Linked DNA regions of Homo sapiens: region 1 is linked to region 2. Evidence: chromatin loops called from intact Hi-C (ENCODE). Cell type or tissue: PC-9. All regions are shown on one strand. Each heading gives the region's core, and the rest is flanking DNA. Links, peaks and the distances in the headings are about the cores only.

Evidence for each region. Peaks named below come from ENCODE experiments on the same cell type or tissue, not always from the same donor. Only the 100,000 strongest peaks of a DNase experiment are listed, where the experiment ranks them.
Region 1: it touches region 2 in a loop (2.7-fold over the local background); 3 of 110 quality-filtered maps call a loop at or near these places.

The regions. Positions count from the first base shown.
Region 1 is chr1:198,573,612-198,581,103 of GRCh38, forward strand. No RefSeq gene overlaps it. Among named protein-coding and RNA genes, the nearest start is that of ATP6V1G3, 37 kb to the left of the region's middle. In PC-9, for the core only: no CTCF peak of the experiment used is centred there; a DNase peak (open chromatin) is centred at 4,060.
Region 2 is chr1:198,654,572-198,662,063 of GRCh38, forward strand. The region is part of intron 2 of PTPRC (protein tyrosine phosphatase receptor type C); the gene reads left to right. PTPRC-AS1 (PTPRC antisense RNA 1) reads right to left here. Exons shown (of 3, transcript NR_199042.1): 2 at 6,052-6,135; 3 at 2,982-3,250. Among named protein-coding and RNA genes, the nearest start is that of PTPRC-AS1, 8.8 kb to the right of the region's middle. In PC-9, for the core only: no CTCF peak of the experiment used is centred there; DNase peaks (open chromatin) are centred at 2,240 and 3,230; H3K27ac peaks cover 2,754 bases.

The DNA.
Region 1 (7,492 bases), core at 1,560-6,559, 81 kb before region 2:
GACCCTGTTTCAACCCTGTTGACATGACCTCAGATTCTCAGACTGAGCTAGATATCTCTTCTCTGTGTTCCCTTAGAATCAGTTTGTACTAGTTTTAGTATTTATTAACAGCATTTTAGTTGTGGCTCTCTTTCTAGTTGTTAGCCATTATATAATGATATATGTTTATATCATTAATTCTGGAAAAATGATTAGCACACAGTAGACATTCAATAAATGCTTGTTGAACTGATTGATGGAAGTTTTTGTCACTTGGCCAATAAATGGGAATGCATATATGTAAACCGTATTCAAGATACTGACATGTTTTTGTTCAGTTTTTAAAAATCAGTTAGGATTTTGATTTTATCATGAAGATTTTTTCTTCAGAATCTAAAATTGACTAATAAAGTTAAGTTTCTCTTTAAAAATAACCTTTCTCATCAATTTTATAAACAAAGATGAATATATATCCTCTAACCCTCTTCCTTTTTGTGATTATTTCTTATTTAAACATTCAAGTGATAGAAGAGCCCTAATCTACTCTCCAGAATTTGGTGGTGAGTTGTTGTTGTTATTGTTGCTGTGAACAATAAATTATTATAGCAAAATGCCACACAGGCTGGGCTGCCTGCTACAGATCATTAGTTACTTCTTTGCCTTCTAGAGCCTCATGGATTTAAAAAGACAAGACCAGGAAAAATATAGAGGATTTCCTTCTGCCCCTTGTTTGGAAAGCATGGCTTTTTCAAGGAGATTAAAACTAATTTTTATTCAGGCTGTAAATATAATATATAATTATCCAAACAGAAGAGATCTTCACTGATAAAAAAATACCCCAAATTCAGCATATTTCTATAAAGATTAACATTCACTGCTTACTATGTGTCAGATGTTATCATAAGCATATTCTATGCATATGCACACTAAAATTTTAACAGTGCTATATTACTGATGAGAAAAGGAGGCTTAGAGGGATTATGCTGTACTTAGTAGGCAGTGAGGTCAGAATTAAAACTCAGGTGTTCTGATTCCAGAAACTTCATACTTATCTGCTATATTCTAGTCCTTCTGAAACAAAGCACCCCTTTTCCTTGATGTGCAGTCAGGCTCCCTGGAATATATCGTGTAGTTACATAGCATGAAATTTTATTTCTAAAATAAAACTCTGCATAGTGTTTAGAGTGACCTACATAATATCAGAGGGGCAGTGGCTGCCTCTGTGACAGAGGAGGCATAAGAAGTCAGTCAAATGACTTTGTCAGCTTCATATGCTGGAAATTAAGAGTGACTGCAGGACTCTACTAGTTTGAGCTCCCAAGGTATAGAGGATTGGCCGTTGACTTTGAGCTTTCTCAATCATTTATTCTCATCTACTGATGGGAATAGCATATTTTGTCTTGGATTAAAAGAAAAACAACTTTGCAAGCCTCATTAAGCCAAGGATAATATCATCTCTAGAGATAAAATAACATGCCAGTCATTCAATCTACAAGCAAATAAAGTACATTTATAAGTATATTTGATTTTTACCATGTTAGACCTCAATGGACCTGTACGATGAATGCTGGGGCTTAGTGAGGCAAAGCATCAAATCCGAGGCCATGTGACAGAATTGGAACTAGAACCAAGAGGTATTATCTTTTTACCAATGTATCTAATGGTCACATTCCTTATTTCATGGTTGTGCATTTGGTCATTGATTGCTTGTAGCTCTTGGCATTAGGATAATTATTTATTATAAATGAAATAAATTTGAGTCAGTGATAATATGTTGTCAGGTATGTGAGGTTGCAATATACTTTATATCTTTAAATTCTTCAACCAACATACATATAGCACGTCACTTATGTGATAATATCTAACTCTTGATAATTCAAATTGGTTCTCATTCTTCTGATGTCATCAGTGCCAGTCTAGTTCTCTTTCTGATTATGACTATGGTGCTTACTTTAGTGTAGTTGCAGCCATAGGATACCAGGATTCTCAACTTTCCTTCTCTTGTCCTCCCTCTTCCTTTTCTTGTTTTTTATATTTTTCATTCCAGCTTTCTTAAAACATAAGGTCTTTGGTATTTTCTAAGACTTCCATCTGTGTTTTATTTCCTATCCTCTTTTATTTCTTTCAAAACTTGGCTTTGAAAGAGTTCACTTAGTCTTTTTTAAGTTTTTCTGTCCCCTCACCTAGGCCTGAAAACATGCTCAGGTACTCCCTAACACTGGAAATACCCTCTTAGCCCTGCCTGGAGCTAATAATCTTATTGTTCTTCTTCTATGCATCTCTAAGTTTCTTGAAAAGTGGTGTGCGTTAATTGCTACACTGCCTAACCACTAATTCATAGCCCCATACCATGTGTCTTGCTTCCCCATCCCTCTGATGAAATTGCTGTCTCAAAGGACAACATGAATTCATTATTGCCAAATCCAATGGCCTTTTCTTATGTTTGAGCTTCTTTTTCATGGCTGCAGCATTTGAGAATTTTTCTTTTCTTGAAAATATTTCCTCTTATACTCTGTGACCCCACCATTTCCTACTTTCCTCCCACCTTTGTATCACTTCTCAGTTTTCTTATCTAGTTCCTCTTCCATCTCTTTCCTCTTAAGCTCAGACATTCCCCCAAGGTTCTGTTCTCATTTATTTCCTCTACCTTTCACTCTGTCTTTGAGTCACTCATTCTCTTCCATAGCTTCAATTATCAGAGAAGTTGCTGACTTTCTGAGTCATAGACTTTAAGTAGCTGACCAAAGCAATGAAACTCCTCCTTCAAATATTGACATAATAATAAACCATTTTATAACATGTGCTCGTAACATTTATTGAGCACTTACTATTTGATCTATTAAATCCTCACAACAACTCCATGAAGCTGGATAAGAAAACTTGCCAAAGAGCCACACTTTCCAACTTAATATAGCTGGGATTCAATCCCCAGCAGTTGACTATAAATAACCTAGGGCACTCAAATTCTGCATATATTAGAAGAATTGTGGCACCTTGAATTTATTTGCAGGAACTCCTAAGCTATCACCACTAGGATGGTAGCTACAAAATCTTTCTGTCTAGCTACAGCCTGAATTCCATATAACTCTCTTTCTAGAATCGATTTTATTGAGGCAAATTGATGTAATATAAACTGCATATATTTAAAGTGTTCAATTTCATAAGTTTTGGCATATATACATATATGTATCTCTATAAAACCTTTACACTTTCAAGATAGTAAACACATCAATTTTCTGCAAACGTTTCCTGAATACCCTTCTCATTCCTTCTTACTTGCCCTCATTTCATTTGCCCAGAGGCAATTACTGATCTGCTTTCTGTTACAGGGAAATTTGCATCTTCTGGAGTTTTATAATTAATGGAATCATATCGTTTAGCCTTTTTATCTATCTTCATTCACTCAGCTTAATTATTCTGAGATTTATTCATGTAGCTGTATGTAACAACACTTTGTTCTTATTTACTGCTGAGTAGTATTTCATTATATGGATATACTAAAATTTATCCATTAACCTGTTTTTATATATATATTTATATATATATATAATACTTTAAGTTCTAGGGTACATGTGCATAACGTGCAGGTTTGTTACATATGTATATATGTGCCATGTTGGTGTGCTGTGCCCACTAACTCGTCATTTACATTAGGTATATCTCCTAATGCTATCCCTCCCCCTTCCCCCCACCCCACAACAGGCCCCGGTGTGTGATGTTCCCCTTCCTTTGTCCAAGTGTTCTCGTTGTTCAATTCCCACCTATGAGTGAGAACATGCGGTGTAACCTGTTGATGGACATATTGGGTTGTTTCCATTTTGGGATTATTGAAAACAATCCTGCTACAAATTTTTTGTGTCTTTGTTTGGACATATTCTTTTATTTTTATTGGGTAAATAACTAGGAGTGGACTTGCTAGGTATATAATACATATACTTTTACAACTTTTAAATGATGGCAAACAGTTTTGCAAAGTGACTGCACCATTTTACATTTCCATCCTCATTGTCTGAGAATTCTAGTGCTCCACATCCTTGGCAACACTTGGTATGGCCAGCATTTTTAATTTTAGCTGTTCTAATAGGAATGTACTGTAATCTTGCGGTTTTAATTTTCATTTACCCAATGACTAATACATTTGAGCATCTGTTCATGTGCCTCTTGGCCATACACTTGTATTCTTTTGTGATGTGTCTCTTCAAATAATTTTTCCATTTTAACAATTGAATTTTTTTCTTACTCTTAAGTTTTGAGAGTTCTTTATATTATCTGAAGAACTCTCAAATAATACAAATAATATCTGTAACAATTGCCTTATTACAGATATTATTTGCAAATATTTTCTCCCAGTCTGTGATTTATCTTTGCATTTTTTAACAGTAACTTTTAAAGGTCACACATTTTAATTTTTATAAAATACAATTTATTAACTTTTAATGGATTATTCTTTCAGTTTCATATCAATTAAATCTTTGTTTAATGCAAAGTCACAAAAAATTTCTATGTGTTTTACAAGTGTTAATGCTTTTGGTTTTGCATTTAGGTCTAGGATCAATTTTTAGCTAATTTTTGTATATGATGTGAGGTGCGAACCAAAGTTTATATTTTGCATGCCATTATCCAATTGTTCTAGCACCATTTGTCAAAAGACTATCTTTTCTCCACTGAATTGCCTTTTCACTGTTGCCAAAAAATCAGTTGTCTCTATATGTATGGGCCTGTTTCTGGACTCTGGTTTGGTCCATTGATCTATTTGTCTATTTTTTTTTTTTTTTGATGGAGTCTTGCTCTGTTGCCCAGGCTGGAGTGCAGTGGCGCGATCTCGGCTCACTACAAGCTCCGCCTCCCAGGTTCACACCATTCTCCTGCCTCAGCCTCCCAAGAAGCTGGGACTACAGGCACCCATCACCACACCTGGCTAATTTTTTGTATTTTTTTTTTTTTTTTTTTAGTAGAGACAGGTTTCACCGTGTTAGCCAGGATGGTCTCGATCTCCTGACCTTGTGATCTGCCAGCCTCGGCCTCCCAAAATGCTGGGATTACAGGAGTGAGCCACCGCGCCCAGCCTATTTGTCTATCTTAATACCAATACCACACTGTCTTTATTACTTTAACCTTAGTCTCGAAGTTAGGTAGAGCTAATCCTCTTTGTTTTTCTTTTATAAAATTGCTTTGGCTTTTCTAGGTCCCTTAAATTTCCAGCAAATTTTAGAATCAGCTTATCAATTTGTACATAAAAGCTTGATGAAATTTTGACTGGGAATACATTGAATCTATATATTAATTTGCAGCATATCTGCATTACAAAATATTGAGTCTCCTCATCCATGAACAGAAACAGTTCTGTACTTATTTAGGTTTTCTTTAATTTTTCTCAGTAATATTTTACAGTTTTCAGTTTGCATGGCTTGAGCATCTTTTGTCAGACTCATATGTAAGTAGTTGGTATTAATTGACGGTATTTTCATAGTTTTAAAAATTTCAATTTGTAACGTTCATTGGGAACAGTTAGAAATACAATTGAATTTTTATATTGATCTTTTATTCTGCAGCCTTGCTAACTCACTTAGCTTTTTTTATTAGCTTATTGTTCATTGAAGTTTTTACAGAAGTGATCACACTGCCATCAGATAAAGACAATTGTACTTTTCTCTTACCAATCAGGATGTGTTTTGTATAACTACTCTTGGCTTAGTAGCTAAAATATCTTGCACAATGTTGAAAGGAAGAGATAAAAGTAGACATCATTATCTCATTCCCCTTTTTAAGGGGAAAGCATTCAGTTTTCACTACTGAAAATAATATTAGCCATAGAATTTCCATAGGTGATGATTATTAGGTTAAGGAAATTCCCTTCTATTCCTAGTGTGCTGAGAGTTTTATCAGGAATAAATGTTGGATTTTGTCAGATGCTTCCCTCTGTATCAACCGAGAAGATCATAATAGATTTTCTTTTTTAGTTTTTTACCATGATAAATTACATTTATCAATTTTTAAATGTTAAACAAATCTTGCATTTCTGGGACAAAACTTGATTTGGATTCAATTTGCTAAATTTTATTTAATATTTTTGTATCTATTTTCATGAAGGATATTGCTCTGTTCTTTTCTTTTTTTTTAACGTCTTTTTCCAGATTTTGTATCTAATAGAAAGTGAGGAATAATTTCTTCAATTATTTGGACTAGTTTTTTTAGAATTGGTATGAATTTTTCCTTAAACATTTCATAGAATTTACCAGCAAAACTATGTGGACCTAAAGTTTTCTTTTTTGGGGATAATTTTTTCCCATTTTTTTATTCAGATAAAATATGCATAACATAAAGTTTATTATATTAACCTTTTTTCTATTTTTAAAAATTATTTTTATAGACTTTATTTTTAGAGCCGGTTTAGATTCATAGCAAAATTGTACAGGAGGTATGGAGATTTCCCAGACCAATATATTTGTTACAAATGATAAACCTACATTGACACATCATTATCACCCAGAGCCCAGTGTTAATATTGTTAAAAATTGCTTTTTTTTTTTTTTTTTTTTTTTGAGACAGAGTCTTGCTCTGTCCCCTAGGCTGGAGTGCAGCGGTGTGATCTCAGCTCACTGCAACCTCCGCCAGCTGGGTTCAAGCAATTCTCCTGCCTCAGCCTCCTGAGTATCTGGGATTACAGGCACCCACCACCATGCCCAGCTAATTTTTGTATTTTTAGTAGAGACAGGGTTTCACCATGTTGGCCAGGCTGGTCTTGAACTCCTGACTTCAGGTGATCCGCCAGCCTTGGCCTCCCGAAGTGCTGGGATTACAGGCATGAGCCACTGCACCCAGCCCCTCTCTGTCTTTTTTAACTGCTGTTGCTTTAAAGTTTGTTTTGTCTGATATAAGAATAGCTACTCCTGATTGTTTTTGGTGTTTATTTGCATGAAATATCTTTTTCTACCCCTTTACTTTAAGTTCATGTGAGTTCTTATATGTTAGATGAGTCTCCTGAAGACAGCAGAAACTCGATTGGTGAATTCTTACCCATTCTACCATTCTGTATATATATATGTGTGTGTGTGTGTGTATATATAGATATAGATATAGATATTTTTTTTTTGAGATGGAGACTCGCTCTGTCACCCAGGCTGGAGTGCAGTGGGGCAATCTCGGCTCAGTGCAAGCTCCACCTCCTGGGTTCATGCCATTTTCCTGCCTCAGCCTCCCAAGTAGCTGGGACTACAGGTGCCTGCCACCACGCCTGGCCAATTTTTTTTTTTATTTTTAGTAGAGACAGGGTTTCACCATGTTGGCCAGGATGGTCTCGATCCCTGACCTGGTGATCCGCCTGCCTTGGCCTCCCAAAGTGCTGGGATTACAGGTGTGAGCCACCGCACCCAGCCATTCTGTATCTTTTAAGTGGAGCATTTAGGCCATTTATATTCAATACTAGTATTGCAATGTGAGGTACTATCCTATACATTGTTGTCTGAATACCTTGGGTTTTTTTGTATTGTGTTATTGTTATATTGGTCTTATG
Region 2 (7,492 bases), core at 1,209-6,208:
CTTTAATCAATAAAATATGGTATTTAACAACCAAATTTGGCCCCTCCCTCCCCTTAAATATATTTCCAATGCTCCTTGCTCCATTTTAAACCTGCTGTCCTTTATAAGAGAATAATATATTTTGTAATTTGAGAAAATCATGCAAAGGAAAGTTTCTCAAAATTCACATTAATATGTAATAATAGTAATAAATATGTATAACCATAATATCTTAGAATTTTACAATATTTTATAGAAAACATGAATATTAAAGTGAAAATTTAAACACATCAATTTTTCATGTTAAAATTACTAAGAATGAACTACAGATTCATGAATACTAAGGGCAACTTTTATCTCAGGAAATATATCAGTGGACTGAAAATGTCAAATCAATTCAATTAAATCAGTAATAACACTTTGCTGTTTATGTGGCTGTTTTTTCTTCTATTTTTATTGTCTTAGATTGCATGGATACAATCAAAATAAGTTAATTTGTATACAGGATATAAATGGACCAGAGAATGTGTCTTCTATTAAATAATAACAAATAAGAATACCTTTTATTTTGTGATGGTCTTTACTATTTACTGAGAGACAAGTATTGTTCAAGTTGCCGGTTTTTTTTAATTAGCTGACATATTTCCTGCTTTTATTTGAGTTAGAATTCCTGTACCAAACATTTTAAAAAGAGAAAAAAAATTAAAGAAAGAGAAAAGGAATTTGGAAACTACTATAATGTAAAGTAGCATTATTTATACAACAATTAATTTTAGAGAAGCAAGAGACCTTAGAAATAATCTATTTCAACGCATCTATTTTACAAAAAAGAAAATTGAAACTCATAGATATTTAGTGACTTGTCCTTTGTTACACCAAAAATGAGGGAACTTGGTCTAGAATTCCTCCAGCATATTATGAGGTATTTGTTCTGTGGCCTGATACAATGAAATGAATGTTGGATTAGGCATTTTGGGACAAGTTTTGAATCCTAACTCTATTACTAATTCCTCTTCACTAGACTGAGATTCTGGTATGTGGTATTCAATAAGTGACTTGACTTCTTTAAGCCTGGTTTCTTTTTCAGTGAGATTTACAGCTTAGACTAGTTTCTGAATCTTGACCCTGTGGACAATCTAGTTGGAGAACTGAGATGACCTGGGCATTGTAGGATGTTTAGCAACATTCCTGCCTCTGTAAACTAGACACAGCAGCACATTTACCCAACCTGCTCTGACTGTGACAACCAGAAATGTCTCCAGGCATTGCCAAATGTCAACTGAGGGCAAAATTGCCTACCCTAGCCACCTTAACTGAAAACTACAAACTTCATTGAAATAATTTCTTTATGGCTCCCAGCAGTAACACTGTGCTATTCTAGACCAGTTGGTTAAACTACTGGATGCTTCATCAGAAAGCACCCACTAAGCATCACTCACCATGAAGTTCGTTGGGTACTCTATACAATGAACAAAGGAGATATCACATAATTTTTAAAAAACTTAAAAGATTCACAGGTGAGAATTTTGTAGTAACAATTAAGTATTAACTATTAGAAAAATTTAAGAAGTTTTAACAAAATGATATAAAAATATATTCACTATAAGTAGGATGTAATTTTTGTCCTGTAAGAGTTATCCATGTATTTACGAATTGTACCTACCAGAGGTTACAAAAATTTGGTCATTATTTGAAAGATTAACAGGGACTTATTTCCAATCATAGATGTTCACTATACTATTCTAAGACATTTGCAACTGTGTAAGGCAGTCATTTCCAGTAAGAATTGCTAGAACAAACATTAAGCATTTCACAGTGAAAAGGGTCATAGGTATATTTTCATCCTTTGCATATAGAAGAAATAGCAATCTATTATTCTCAGTTTTTGACTTAAAAGGTATTGTTGCTTCCCTTTCTTTCCCTCCCCTACTCAAGTTTTTGCCCATGGATCCAGATACCTACAAGGGCCTAATACAGGGAAAGTGCACTGTGTATGAGCTATGAAGGCACAATGGAAGCTTGCCTGGCAATCAGTGCCAGAACAGACAGCTAGTCTGATGAATTCTGCTACACATCACAGGGCTACTAGTTTTTTGTTTTTTGTTTTTTTTTTTTTTGTCATACATTACTGCAAGTTCCCTGAGGAAGTTTACTGATCTGTAGTTTTACGAGAAATGCACGTCATGGAGGTGGCGTGGGGGAGCGGGTGAACAAGGAAACTTTAGTTGCTATAAAACAGGAGCTGAGAGCTCAAGCAGGTTGGTTATGTTCTGCCAGATGGAGATAAAACTGTGGCAGCCACATCCTGTGACTAGAAATTGTTTAAGTAGGCAGACCTGTTGGAGGACTAAAGAACATTAGGCAAGGAGATTAAATTAGTGTAGGAAAAAAAATCAGTTTTGTTTAAAACGAAATATCTACTTGTGTTAATAGAACATTCTAACTCCACCATAGGATGGAATCAAGAGGTTTTTTTTTTAATACATATAGTGTATATATATAAATATATATATACACACACACACACTGTATGTATTCCTATGTAGATTAAATATTTTGATTTACCTCTTTCTAGTAAAGCAAAGTTCATTCTGAAATCCAAAATATTCACTTACTAGAGCAGAAAAAAATTAGCTGTGCATTTATGCTGATCACAGTGTAGATAATTAATCTTTAAGAAAGTAGGTTTTTATGTTTATAGTTGATAAAGTGTTAGTGGCAAGAACTTTTTCTGTTATTGAATATTATCATCAGATTACTCGTGCTTTCCATTTTATTCCTTTAAAAAAATCCAACTTTTGTAAGCCACCACTATTTTCTGAAGATTTTATTTCTCTCTAAGCTAAGAAAGGATGTCAAGAATAAACCATTTTCTCCTTTTAAATAAAAATGCATTCACTATAGATATTCATTTGAAATCTCAAACATACCTGAATTAAGTATACTCAGTTTTGTGAGTGAAAATTAATTATTATTTAAAACAAAACAAAACAAAAAAAATGTTCAGTGTTTTCATTTTACTTCTCTTGCTGCTTTTGGGCTCTGACTGGGCCCGGAAGCAGAAGTTGCAAAACATTATGAGAAAACTTTTGCTCTTTTCTTTTTTTTCTTCAATCTCCACCCATATGGAAATACCAGAAATCTGAAACCCCATTCTTGCTAAATATTCTTCTCAGGATTGTATCTCTACTGCAGGTCTTCTATGACGTTTTACAGCTGGCCTCTTTCCATTCAGAATTGCTGTTCATCTTTGAATGTCTCTGCTTTACTCCTGAATGAACACAAACACATTTTTTTTAGGTTTCTTGTTGACATTGGCTTTCTTTATAGCCCATAAAAAATGCATTTGTGGCATCTCTTCCACAGACAAAAATAGTATAATTATGATTCAATACTCGATGAATGTGTGTTAAACTAAACTGTGCCCAAGCTCTGTGCAACAGTACAGGTTTTTCACCTTTCCAGGGGAGAGATGTGGAGCACATATACATTTCAGCCATCCTACATGCCCACAGGGACATCTTTCTGGTCTGTCTCATTGGAATACCCTTCCTTATTTGGTTTTTAGTTTCTTTCTGCTTTAAGCACCTTTCAGAGAGAGAGAGATGTTTTCCTTTGTCTTTGTATAGGCAGTGCCTATCGTTACAGAGTAGCCTTTAAATACATATTTGTTGAATTAATAATGATACACATGAACTGATGAGGCTCTATAATTCTATGAGATAATCTGGTATCGTGGGAATATTTTAGCATGTTTTGTATAGATAGACTGACACTATGACTGGTAATCTGATAGTAAAAATGGCAAAATATTGAGCCTGAGTATTATTTTATTATGTTGCTTTCTTATACAAGGAGGGAATAAAATAAAGTGATGTGGACTGTAATTGTGCTCATGAAAGACACAATGTATACATACCTCCTTGAGACGGAATGATAAGGATAACGTAGAATGTTTACCATGATTTATCAGTCTCTCCTATATAAGAAAAATATTTCTTGTCCTGAAGTGGTAACTTTGGTGAAGTCTTTTGCTTGCTCTTTTACAGACTAATTAACAAGTTTTCTATGCCGGCTCTGTCCTTTCCTCTCCTCTCACCCCTGAAAAGTGGTTAAAAGTTTGGCATTTGTTACCCAGAATACTAAATGTAACACATATGTGGCAAGATTTGATGGAATTGCACTTCTGTTCTTATTATGTTCCTTTCTGGAAAATTATGACAATTTGTGTCCCCTTAGAGAGTGTAGCACAGTTTTCTGGTTGCTCCTCATGATAATCCAAAAAAAAAAATCCAGCTAACCCTTACCTTTTAGAGTAAGAATCTTTAGAAGAAAGAGTGCTTTCATCAAATCATTTGAGAACGTTAAGTTGAATAACTGATACGGTACTACCCTACAGACATGCGCAGGAAGTATCTGCATTTCTGTGGCGTTCTGCTAAGGAAAAGAATTTTCTTTCCAGACAAGATTTTTCAAAATCATATTTTAAAAATATCTTAATGATGAATTTGAAGTTGAGAACCAACTTATTTCAAGTAAAATTAAAATTTTGAGAGATAAGAGAATATACTTTTTTTAAGGTTAGAACTCAGAGGCCATTATGACAATTAATGGGCTAGTGGAGACACCTGGTCTCTAAGAAGGAGACACCAGCTTCTTCATGTTTTGATTTCTGCCTTGTTCTCTTGTCTGTCACCACTAGACACATACTATTTTATAGTAATTACTTGCATATTTTGTAGAAAAGGCAGCTGTGTTTTCTACAAATATTTCACAAATGTTAGTATTGCTCTATGCCAAGGAACAGAAGACAAATTTGTGGAAAAGATACATGTGGCCCCTCCCCAGGTGGGATTTCTTGTGTAGGCCCCATGCAGTGGAGGGACAGAGGGGGCCAGTGCTCATTTTGAGGACACGATAGTTCGGACTGTCTGAGGAAATCGACAGTGTGTGTTTAATGACCAAACCAACATGGCTTTGAAGAATACATATATATTTTTTTTTTTGCTTTTTTTTTTTCATTGCCCAGGCTGGAGTTCAATGGCATGATCTCAGCTCACTGCAACCTACGCTTCCCAGGTTCAAAGAATTCTCCTGCCTCGGACTTCTGAGTAGCTGGGATTACAGGCATGCACCACCATGCCTTGCTAATTTTGTATTTTTAGTAGAGACAGGGATTTTCTATGTTGTTCAGGCTGGTCTCGAGCTCCCAACCTCAGGACCTCAGGTGATCTGCCCGCCTTGGCCTCCCAAAGTATTGGGATTACAGGCGTGAGCCACTGTGCCTGACCAAGAATATTTTTCTTAATTTTTCTGTAAAACTAGTTGTTTTAGTTTTCAAAGAAAGATATTTTGGTAGTTTTTCTTTAAAATGCATATCATCATACAGAAATCATTGTCCACGTATATGGACATATATATCTATATAAATAGATTATATCTATATAAATATATAGATATATTTGTCCATATATATGTCCATATATATATATATATATATATATATATATATATATATGATCTTTTTTTTGATATAGTGTCCTAGACCTGGAATTCCTGTGTTAAAAAATGAAAACATTTTCAGTCTCTTCATATATATTGACAAATGGCTTTCAGAAAAGTTGTTTCCTCTATTCTCTTCCTAACATTGTATGAGTTTCCTTTCACATACTTTTGTCAGAGTTTAATTTTATCATTTTCAAAAGTGTTACTTTTATAAAAACTGGTATTTCTTCAATTTACCATTTTGTGATTAATTTAATTTTTACTGTGTTCAGGGTTTTATCATATGCTTATTATTTACATTTCCTTTGTGAATTGTGTTCCTATGATTTGCACATTTATCTTTTGTGCAGCTGTGTTTAAATTTTGAATATAAAGTTATATGAAAGAGGAAATATGTAATTTACATAAACACACCCAAATATATGTGTGTGTGTGTGTGTGTGTGTGGTGTGTGTGTGTATTCTGTGTTGAAATAAATGGTAGAACCAGGACAACAGGTAGAGGTTATGAGGTTGTCATCTGTGACACAGTCTAGAGGAGAAACTGTGTGGGCATCTATCAACTTACCTTTTTGAAAGAATCTTAACTATTAGTTTCTGGAATATTCAGAGAAGACTTGTAAGGCCAACATGGACTCTAGTTTCCATCCTCCTGAGAAGACATTCCATTATGAAATCTAAGTAACTTTGACAGCAAACCCTTCAGTCTTATCATTTTCATTAGATAATCTACCACCAACACAATGATCCAAAAATGCATTATATTCTTGCACTGGAGTTCTTCACTTTTTGCTTCACCCCAAAACTGCCGCTCCTAACCACATGCTTAGCTGCTAACTTTCACACCAGGCTTATGAGAACAGTATTTTCAGTAAGCTCTCTTTTCAATTCCTTTCACAATGGAGCTGCAGAATCTTTGAGTTGAAAGAAGCCTTAGAGGTGACTAGGATCAATGTATATATATCCCTCTTACCACACACACTCACTGAATATTTTCTAAAAACTACATTAAGAAAAAAAGAAAAGCCTAATTTAGTGCTGAACTGCTGAAATATTTTGAAATTTGTGGTTTCAAAATCTTAACACTGTTAATTGAAACCAATGTTTCTCATGCCTTTTAGTCTCTGGACTCCTTTTTAAACATTCTTAAACATAAACCTAATTTTTAGCATAATTGTGGAATATAAAGAGGTTTTGTCTATGTGGGTTATATATATTTATTGTAAAATAAACTAGATAGAATTTTAAAATATTTAATTATTTATTAAATAATAATAAATCAATATATTAATATAAATAGCACATATTGTATGAAAAACAACCAGATATTATAAAACAAAGATTTAATAGGAATAGTGTCACTTTTTTGCATTTTTACAAATCTTTTAAATGTCTGTCTGAATAATAGATAGCTGGATTCTCATATATGCTTTAATATTCTCTATCTGTTGTAATATTATATACCATATAGTTTCTGGAAACATTAATTTTCTACTAATGAGAGAATGAGAGAGAAGAAGAAAAATAACTTCTTAGTACTGTTAGGTAAATAATAATACTCATAACACTTAATTAATATTATTTTGACCTTGAAGAATCTTTAAAAGGTTCTTGGGGACTATCTTGAGTCTCCAGAAAACACTGAGAACCACTGATACGCCAACAAGATAAAATTCTTATCCTTACCGCAGCATGGAATAGGACCATACTTTCTTCCTTATAATAATACTTCAAGTATTTGAATGTATTTATTGTATTTTCATCTATACTATTATTTTTTAGGACAAAATAGACTTCTTTAAGTTTTCCGTATTTGACACATTATCTTGCTCCCTTCCCCACTACCTACCTCCGGTTAGCCTCCTCTGAATACTCTTGGATTTCAATTTCATTTATAATGTGTGATATTCTGGACTGGACACAGCACTTCAGGGACCTGGTATCTTGAATCAACAAAGACTTGTCTTCCAAACGATGGTGATTAAGAAGCCACCATGTCCAACTGGTCA